Linked DNA regions of Homo sapiens: all the other regions are linked to region 2. Evidence: chromatin contacts called from ENCODE Hi-C or POLR2A ChIA-PET data. All regions are on one chromosome and are shown on one strand. The core of a region is the stretch at or near the end of the contact, and the rest is flanking DNA. Distances in the headings are between cores, read along the strand shown. Region 1 has its middle 28 kb from the start of MEX3C. Region 2 has its middle 37 kb from the start of MEX3C. Region 3 has its middle 45 kb from the start of MEX3C.

What was found. A loop is a pair of places that touch in the nucleus more often than their neighbours do. ChIA-PET counts read pairs that join two places held with the same protein, here RNA polymerase II (POLR2A). Pooled maps may share reads with other maps.
Region 1: a map of lower leg skin shows a loop between it and region 2 (4-fold over the local background). The contact joins two enhancer-like sites. A Hi-C loop is called at or near these places in 1 of 168 maps with a recorded cell type or tissue (lower leg skin), 1 of 37 single-sample maps with no recorded cell type and 7 of 50 pooled maps. POLR2A ChIA-PET finds 5 or more read pairs at or near these places in 7 of 52 experiments (A673, H1, OCI-LY7 and 4 more).
Region 3: a pooled map shows a loop between it and region 2 (7-fold over the local background). The contact joins two enhancer-like sites. A Hi-C loop is called at or near these places in 1 of 168 maps with a recorded cell type or tissue (lower leg skin), 1 of 37 single-sample maps with no recorded cell type and 7 of 50 pooled maps. POLR2A ChIA-PET finds 5 or more read pairs at or near these places in 4 of 52 experiments (A673, H1, activated T-cell and 1 more).

What each region holds. Positions count from the first base shown.
Region 1 is chr18:51,167,557-51,170,925 of GRCh38, forward strand. No RefSeq gene overlaps it. Among named protein-coding and RNA genes, the nearest start is that of MEX3C, 28 kb to the right of the region's middle. RefSeq lists an enhancer at 600-1,180. Within about 2 kb of position 1,860, at least 2 of the 41 ENCODE cell types and tissues checked have a DNase peak (open chromatin) inside an H3K27ac peak, as active enhancers do.
Region 2 is chr18:51,233,610-51,236,581 of GRCh38, forward strand. No RefSeq gene overlaps it. Among named protein-coding and RNA genes, the nearest start is that of MEX3C, 37 kb to the left of the region's middle. Within about 2 kb of position 1,667, at least 2 of the 41 ENCODE cell types and tissues checked have a DNase peak (open chromatin) inside an H3K27ac peak, as active enhancers do.
Region 3 is chr18:51,150,904-51,154,088 of GRCh38, forward strand. No RefSeq gene overlaps it. Among named protein-coding and RNA genes, the nearest start is that of MEX3C, 45 kb to the right of the region's middle. RefSeq lists enhancers at 899-1,058, 1,069-1,118. Within about 2 kb of position 1,433, at least 6 of the 41 ENCODE cell types and tissues checked have a DNase peak (open chromatin) inside an H3K27ac peak, as active enhancers do.

The DNA.
Region 1 (3,369 bases), core at 610-3,109, 66 kb before region 2:
CAGGTCCACTGGGTTTAGCTCCAAGTGGTCTTAGCGCGCCCTTAGAACACCCTTAGAAAGTGGATCCAGATCTGGGAAAGAAGACCAAGGACTCATACTTAGGTGTCTTTCTATGTTGTTAATGGAAGAGTAAACTAAGGATGTCCCTCTAAGCCCTTTCAGGACTTAGCCAAGAGGAGTCTCCAAAGCCCCGTGAGACAGCATCCCCACAACCCTTTCTAAGGCCTGAAGGTGATGGTTCTGAAGTCCTCTGGTTCCTTCCTGGAACAAGGGTCAAATAGGAAAACCACAGAAAAATGAGACTTCCAAGAAAAGTGCAGGCATCCTAAGTTTTCAAATAAAATCTTACTTGAAGCCTAAGAAAATGGATTCAGGCAGCTTAATTCTTGTTTGTTCCATGCACAACCTATCTTTCACCAAATAGATTCTGAGGCAACTTGATGGGGCTGCTGGTAATAGGCACTGTCTGAGGTGGGAAGTGCAGCAGGCCCGGGCCTGGGTGACTGTAAAGCAGGCCCTCAGGACACAGTGGTCTGGCTGCCTGGCAGCAAGATCTCTAGAGAAAACCTGGGAAGTGCAAGAGACAGCTTTGTAAAGGGGTCCTCGGGCTTAGGAACCCCGACTGTGGCATTTCAATTGGAATGTGAGGAAGCAGCACCCAGCAGGGGTGAAGAACATGCACATCAGAATGGCCGAATGCCATTCTTTGTCTCATTGTGTAACCCTGGGCAAGTTCATTCATCTCTGAGATGGGGCTCTCATCTGTAGGAGGGGGTACTACTTCCCTCATAGAGTTTAAGGATTAAGTGTCATTGTATATGAAACATTTAGGAGCATGCTTAACTCAAGTACTCAACCTAGAACTTGCTTAAGCCTTGGACTGGCTAATGAGGGTTTGGCTTTCAATGTCAGAAGGCATTTGTGATGGTCACAACTGTGTGTGTGTGTGTGTGTGTGTGTGTGTGTGTGTACTACTGACATCTAGTGGGTGGAGGCCAGGGATGCTGGTAAACACCCCATAGTGCACAGGACAGCCTCCTACCCCCCAACAAATTATTCACCCCAAAATGTCAATAGTACTAAGGTTGAGTACCCCTGAGCTAAAGGGAGAAGTTGAGGTTAGCCCACCCATACAAGGGGAGGTGGGTAGGAAACAGGCTTACAAGTGTCGGATCTGGCAGCAACTTTAAACTCCTGCAGCCGTCCCCGGAAGCAGAACCAACCCTCTTCTCAATTGGTACACTTTTAGCAGCTATAAGTCAAGGGTATGTTAGAGACACTGGGATCAGAATGAAGACTCATAGGTCAGTGGACTGATTTAAATAGCCTTTTGGAAAGATGTGAAAAAGCAATAGAAAATGGGCCAGAACAGAAAAGAAGCTAGGGGTTGAAATGTGGTCCAGGTCACTTGAAGTCAGGAGTTTGAGACCAGCCTGGCCAACATAGTGAAACCCCGTCTCTCTCTAATAAAAATACAAAAATTAGCCAGGGGTGGTGGCGGCCGCCTGTAATCCCAGCTAATCGGGAGGCTGAGGCAGGGGAATCACTTGAATCCAGGAAGCAGAGGTTGCCATGAGCCGAGATCACACCACTGCACTCTAGCCTGGGTGACAGAGCAAGTGAGACTTTGTCTCAAAAAAAAGCAAAAGCAAAAACAAAAAAACAAATGTGGTCCAGGAAGAAAAAAAAAAAGCATCACATAGTAATAAAATATGAGGTCCATCCCCCATTCTTGATTTTTCTCTCTAGGACAAGGCAAACTACATACTCAGAACTACAAACACTTAAGTCAATGGATTTGCATTATTCTAGAAAAAGACCAATCCTTCAAAAAGTCAACAAAGTTATCTGGCTGGGCCACTATCTGCTCATGCTATGGCATCAAAGATGAAACTAAAAGTAAAAATTCTGACTCCACCAAAGCTTTGACTGATTTTGACATTTCATTTGCTTGGCAAGGCAAGTGCTCACTGGATCAACAAATCGATTCTGAAACAATTATTTGTGCCTTAACTAGCTCAAGCTCTTCATGATCATGACAGTCTGAGGATATGAATTAATCCTATCATTAAAAAGGGCCACTGAAATATTTTGATTGGCATGCCCAGTTAAATAAAAAATGCTCACATTTGCAAGCAACTGAGGCATTTTCCATGGAATCTTCTGAAAATGCCTTTAGACTTGGGAATTTTTACCTTAAGCCTGTTACTTATTTTTTACTCTTTATTAATTTTTACTCTTAAGCCTCAGCTTTATTCTCTGAAAAATGGAGATAATACTTCCACCTCTAGGGCTATGGTAAAGATTATGTGAAACTATGCACCTGAGTTCACTTTGTACTAACTGGGCCACACAACTAAAGGTAGTGCTTCAAACCCCAAAGGCTTTTCACTTTTACTTTACACTGCTCTTCCAGAGCACTTCAACAGTATTTTCAGGGTCATGCTGGATTTTTAAAAGAATCAGAACAAGAGGATGCTACCTATGAAAGTAAATTATGTACTTCACAGCAAGCATTTCTATGCCTTAGTTTCATACTTAGGTTTCAGGCAGTTCTCAGAGGCAATTATTTCCATTTTACAGATAAGGAAAATGAGATGCAAAATATTAATCTGCAAAATATGGGATTAAGTACCCTCTGACAAAGCCAGAAAATAAGGGAACTTGAAATGGAAGCCCAAGTTGGAGACTACAGTGAAATTCTACAACTCCCATGCCTTGACACCTTTGTAGGGCTAGCCCAGGAGCAGTTTCTAGGTGTAATGACCAGGATTTGGAAAGCATAGGAAATGACTGAAAAATCAGATGTACTCTAAAAGGTGACACACTAAATTCCCTTCATTGGTCTACTTGGATTTTAAGACCCCAGGGGGAGAGAGGTGTGGAGTCCTGATTCTATCTTTTCTCGGGAAGGGGTGGCACCTAAGGGTGTCTAAGTAGTGGTGACGGTGGAAGGGATGGCAGAAGGATGCTATTCCTGGGGAAAGTTAAAAAGATAAGGGCACCATCTAAAGTAATAGGAACATCAAAAAAGCTTGCCTACTAGCAAAGAAAAGGGACCATTTCTGAAATCCTTGACCACAAATACAATCTTCAACATAAGGATGCATTTTTGAAAAAGCACTTGGAATCACCTGCTTAGGAAAACATAAAAGACGACTGACTCAAGAGTTCTCACAAGTTTCTAGTCATGAGAATAAGATCTTTTCATTGGATTATGTGTGGTTCAAGAAAAGCCACTGGGAACAGTCCAAGAGAAGCAGATTTTGGAGTTTGCTTTCTCAAATTCAAATGAGATGGCAGCTCTCAGAATATGAATTCTGAGAACCTTCACCCATCCACTGATGACACAAACTTAGAAAGATCTGC
Region 2 (2,972 bases), core at 417-2,916:
GGATGGGTCTCCCTCTCCCAGTCCACGGATTCAAATGTCAGTCTCCTCTGACAACACCCTCACAGACACACCCAGGAATAATACTTCCCCAGCCATCCAGGCATCCTTCAATCCAGTCAAGTCGACACCTAATAGTAACTGTCACAGGCTGTTAAGTAAAAATATTAAATATACCCTGGATTTCAAAGACTCAGTACAAAACAGAATGTAATCTGTCTCATTAATAACTTTAAAATATAGATTACATGTTGACACAATAATAATTTGGGTATATTGTATTAACTAAAATATATTGTTAGGATCAATTTCAGTTGTTTCTTTCTATCCTTTTAAAACATGGCTACTAGGCTGGGTGTGCGTGGCTCATGCCTGTAATCCCAGCACTTTGGCAGGCCAAGGAGGGTGGATCACATGAGGCCGGGAGTTCGAGACCAGCCTGGCCAACATGGTGAAACCCCGTCTCTACTAAAAATACAAAAATTAGCCAGGCATAGCAGTGGGTGCCTGTAATCCCAGCTACTTGGGAGGCTGAGGCATGAGATCGCTTGAACCTGGGAGGTGGAGGTTGCAGTGAGCCGAGATCGTGGCACTGCACTCTAGCCTGGGCAACAGAGTGAGACTCCATCTCAAAAAAAGAAAAAAAAATTACATGTATGACTCACGTTGTTATTTCTCCGGGACAGTGCTTCTCCTGACTGCAGTATGTGGTTCAAGAGGGCAGTTTTCTCACCCTTGTATATTCCTGCTTGCACTGCCTGTTGCTTAATAAGCACTGCACAATTTTTAATACATGAATGAATGCCTGGATGTGTGTGTACTACAGAGCAGAGGAGTCTTAGGGAGCAACCTCACCTTATCAATAGATTTCTAGCGTATGTCACCATGTATCCTAAGAGTCAAAATTTTAGGGGCAACAGTGGTAAACCCACGTTTAATGAGACAGCTTGTTTCTATCTCTTCACAGGTAAAATACCTATAGCCTGGTAGGTACAGTTGCCGTGGCTAAGCAATGGCAAACAAGACCATATCCTGTGATGAGGTGGGGTGTGTGCTGGGGGTGGTGGGGTAGGCTTTGCTGCACTTGACAGGAAGCAGGCTTCTAGGAGGTTTTGAGAGAAGGTCAAGGCCATCTATGTCAGAGAGTCTCAGGGCACTCATGTAAGAATATGCCAGGGTTGTGCCTGTCAGCAATATTCACTTTCCCACAATGTTTCTTCCCCCTGGTGACTCCTCCCTCCTTCTCCCTGAAAGATAATCCTTATCATTTTACTCTGGTGTTACTCAGCCTAACCCCACAAGGTGTCTTACCCAAGACACTGCATCCAACCGGGGATGTTTATTTTGTGGATTTTAGGTCTCTACTTATCCGAATGGACTTTTCAAAGGGAGATCGGGCAGCTTGGTGAGAAAGGGATCATTTGGTTTTTGTTGGAAGCAAGTCAACTATGTTAATAAGACCTCTGCATTGCAGGTCATCCATCTCCACCTTTTCAGCCCCAAGCACCTCTTCTCAACTTGCAAAATGGCATCTTCCCATATAGCTTGTCTCTTGTGCTCTTCGGAGCCCTTCTTTCTTTGAGAAGAAATATGTATAGACGCAGGCAGAACAGTGACTCCACGTCGTTAGGATTAGGGTCCCTTAAACATTCACTCTTTCTGACTCTGTCAGCCTGTCTGACTAGTAAGGCTGTGAGGTCTGAGTCATCCAAAAGCTCCCAGGGGGACTTCCCTTGCTGGCCTCACCCTGCCACTCTGCCCATCTTCCCTCCATTTTCACAGATCTCACACAAGCCCCATCCAGCAGCTTATTCTCATTCATTCCATCTTTATACTTCCTTTAGTGCAACGACCTACTTAAGTTAAAGGGAATTACAAACCCCCAAGGAAATTTGCTGACAGCTATTTCCTGGGTAGAATTAGGTTGGGCATGTGTCTGAGATAAGCTCTAAGAATCATTTTGGCTGCAGATGGGAGTGGAAAGGGAGGGACAGAATGTTACCAAAAAAAAAAAAAAAAGTCTGACGACAAGTGTTCCTGGGGATGTGACTGGAAACTGATGGTGGCAGGGAGGGCTGGGTAAGAAATACACCCTCCAGGGCAGTTCTAAACTGGCATTTAGATTTTCTTAGATTTCAGTCTCTTCCCTCAGTTTTCTGCTTAGAAGCTCTACTCCCAAGGTCATAGGTCTAAACAATATCAGAGTCCGGATAGAGCAGATGAAGCCAAACCATTATTAGGAAAAAAATACATACTTTTATTAGGCTGATGATGTTCTTACACAAGCATATCAGCACAGTTTTGAAAATAATTTAAGGATGAAAGATAACAGGTGGAAACAGCTTCAGACCAGGTGCTGGAACACATGAACTTTTTGGGGTTGGATTTTCCAGGAACTGGCTGTGTACCTTAAGCAAGTCATTTTCACCTCACTAAACCTCACTTTTCTCATCTGTAAAATGTGTGGTTTAGACTAGATGATGGCTAAGATGCTTTTCAGTTTTTAAGTTTCTTGAAACACATAAAATTATTTGCCTGTTGGCTATGGTAGCTAACAATTGCTATTATTTTGGTAAAGTTGTTAACAAGTAGTAGATTGATTTATGTTTTTATTCTTTTCCTTTTTTGGTGGAGGTATTTTGTAGGATAGTCAAAAGGTGGGGCACAGAAAAAAGCTAAAGATCCAAATAAGCCTCAAACCAGACAATGGGCCTCTGAATCATGGAAGCTGATTGGCTATGGACCGTAGAGTCCCTTCGGCAATCTCTGGTATGAGTCACAGGCTTCACCACCCAAGGCATTCAATCCCATGAGGCAATCCTTTCCTTATCTATTTGTATAGTATGAGAGAGGGCCAACCACTGACAGGCCAGAAACTCCTGGCTGAGCCCTAAAATGCACTTTGCCTGCTGTCTTCATTGGTGGTAATGGTGTGACTGGAGTGGGCACTGAATAATGTTTGAAGCTAAATTCCA
Region 3 (3,185 bases), core at 183-2,682, 83 kb before region 2:
CATGCAGTGGTGTGCTCTTGGCTCACTGCAACCTTCGCCTCCCATGTTCAATTGATTCTCCTGCCTCAGCCTCCCCAGTAGCTGGGATTATAGGTGCCTGCCACCATGGCTGGCTAATTTTTATATTTTTAGTAGAGACGGGTTTTTGCCATGTTGGCCAGGCTGGTCCCAAACCCCTGACCTCAGTTGATCAACCCATCTCTGCCTCCCAAAGTGCTGGTATTGCCTGGCCTGGAAATCAGACCTTTAAAGAGGTAATTAAGGTTAAGTGAGGTCATAAAGGTCTGGCCCCCCTCCTATGGTGGCACAGTGTCCTTACAATAAGAGGAGGAGGAGATGCCACGTATGCACGGTCACAGAGCAAAGCCCATGTGAAGGCACTGCAGAAGGTGAGCACTGCTGATGGCAGGCACTGGAGAAGGCAGGCACTGGAGAAGGCAGGCACTGCAGAAGGCGGGCACTGGAGAAGGTGGGCACTGCAGAAGGCAGGCACTGCAGAAGCTGGGCACTGCAGAAGGTGGGCACCATGTGAAGGCACTGCAGAAGGCGGCCAGCTGCGAGCTGAGGAGAGGAGCAGCAAGAGAAACCAGCCCTGCAACACCTCCATTTTGGACTTCCAGCCTCTAGAACTGTGAGAAAATGAATGTCTGTTGTTGACACTGCCCAGTGTGGTATTTTATTACGGCGGTCCTAGCACACAAGTACACTTGGGGTGGGGTCAGACACTCAGTTGACAGGAAGGTGATGGTGAAAGTTTCCGTCCTCCCTGGAAACACCCCACCCACATGGTCCTGAGGTGTCTGGCTTTCAGAAAGTGACTCTCCCCAGTGCTTCATTTGCTCCGTTTGTTTCTAAATGTGTCTGGGTCTGTTTCCAGCCTTATTTTGTCTTCCTTTACCAACCACCTCCTTCCAAATAAGAAGATTCTCGCAGGTCCAGTCTCAGAGGGCAGAAAACCCAGATCTCTGGAGTTTCTGTCCCGAGAGGACCTGGCACCTGACTTCCTGACTCAACTGCTGGAGGGACGCGGAGGACTGTTGATTGGACTTGCTCCTTCGTCGTGTCCCCACACCGCGGGTGGCAGGACTAGAGCCTTGCCGCATTATGGGCTTCTTTATTGGCTGGCATAAATTTGGCCACTTCTGGCTGTATACCTCTTGCACAGCTGTGCTTCTTGTTTTGCTCCTGTGGTCAGTGTGGTTTCTGAGATGTCTGAGGAACAACCTGAGGAAAGCTGTGGCCCTCCTGACCATGACAGCCCAGACCTAATCACTGGGACCCCCCAATCCACTGGCAAGGAACAGTCAGTGAGCGCTTGAAGTGTCATACACTCCCCTGCCCCCAAGGCAGTGGAGCAGGTGAGGAGTCACTTTGTCACTCCCAGGGCGATGGCCTCACCTGTCTCCCGTGGCCTCCGGGGCTGTGTGGGCGTGTGTGGGTGTGTGTGTGCGCGCGTGTGTGTGTTGCTGGTAGTGAACATGCCCTCTGGTGGCCCCCGCAGACAGGCTTGCTGTTTCTTCCCTAGATGTTAGCCTCGCCTCTTATTTTTTATTTTTTTTTTTTTTACCTCTTCCGCGTCTGCTTAACCTCAGCTCCCAGTAAACACGCTAGGGACAACAGGCTTCCCTAGGGCCCCCTATCTTTGCTAGTCCTAAGCCCTGAAAGACCTCGCTTTAATTCTTCCAGCATGAGCCTTTGTTGTAGATAATTCTAGCTATCTGATTCAAACATGAGAGTAATGGTTTTTACATCGGAGTCAGGTACAAACCTCTGTTACACAAAGGAAACCAGAAATCGTATGATTCCCTAGGGATGACTGAAATTATTTTGTTTATCATATTACTTAAATAAGTACGAACATAATTTTTTATTTTTATTTTTTGAGAAGGTGTCTTGCTTTGTCGCCCAGGCTGGAGTGCAGTGGCGCGATCTCGGCTCACCGCAAACTGCGCCTCCTGGGTTCACGCCATTCTCCTGCCTCAGCCTCCCCAGTAGCTGGGATTACAGGCATGCACCCCAATGCCTGGCTAATTGTTTATATTTTTAGTAGAGACGGTGTTTCACCGTATTAGCCAGGATGGTCTCGATTTCCTGACCTCGTGATCCGCCCGCCTTGGCCTCCCAAAGTGCTGGGATTACAGGTGTGAGCCACCGCACCCAGCCATAAAATTATTTAACTTCTATATATTTTAATGGCTCTTAAGTAATTCTAAAACCAAAATCAGTGTACAAAGAAAACACCAAAAGTTCCTGAAAAACCACCCGAACTTGTTAGCACATTAATGTGACTTGCTATGTTGTTTTTCTGAACTCAAACACCATGAATGCTGCACTCAGTGATACCCAGGCTGTGTGGTCTGATGATGGGGCTCTTCCAAATCTTGCCTCTATTGGAAAAATTGCAACATTTCACTATACAGAACACTATTGTGGCGTTTACAAATGAAATCCTCTGCTCCGTCCTATAAAATTACTACTATTTGGCTCTGAGATCTCTAGACATACTTAGTTGTGAGAGTTGTGAGATGATCATCTGATGTCAGATGTGTTTACATTAATTTTTAAGACTTTAATTCAAATGAAAACTAAAAGTCTTGTAGAGAGGACCTACTGAATGTGTCTGGTATGAGTCTCAGGGTGTTTGGAAACTCCAGATCTAAAATTCTTGGATTTGAGACCCTGGTATTTCACTTAAGAAGCTCTTTACCTGCCTCTCCCTAGGCCTGGGTTTGACTCCAGCCACTCCCAATGCCCTGTGGGGCTGAGGTCCCCCAGACAGGCGCTGGGGACCTGGCTTGTTTTTGTTTTGCTTCTCCTGGGCAAGGCAGGTGCACACTACATGCTCAGTGCGAACTGAAACACAAAGTGCTGGGTGGCCGCTCAGCGGACGGTACTCCCTGCTCCCCTGTGGCTCCTCAACTCAGTCTGTGAAGGGTCCCCATGCCCCCAGGCCAGGGCTGGCCGAGGGGGGCTGGCCTGCTACCCAACTGATCCTGGTGGGGGGACCAGCTGCTCACCATGCCTCCACCAGAGGAAAAAATAGCAGTTCAGTCTTTGGAAAAAACTAGCGACTCACACGACCAGAATAGCAACTGAAGACGCTCTAAAAAACAGAAACACCTGCTTCAGAATTATGGCAGGAAATGAGATTTCAGAAATGCCACAAGAAGCTGGTGTCGCAGCTG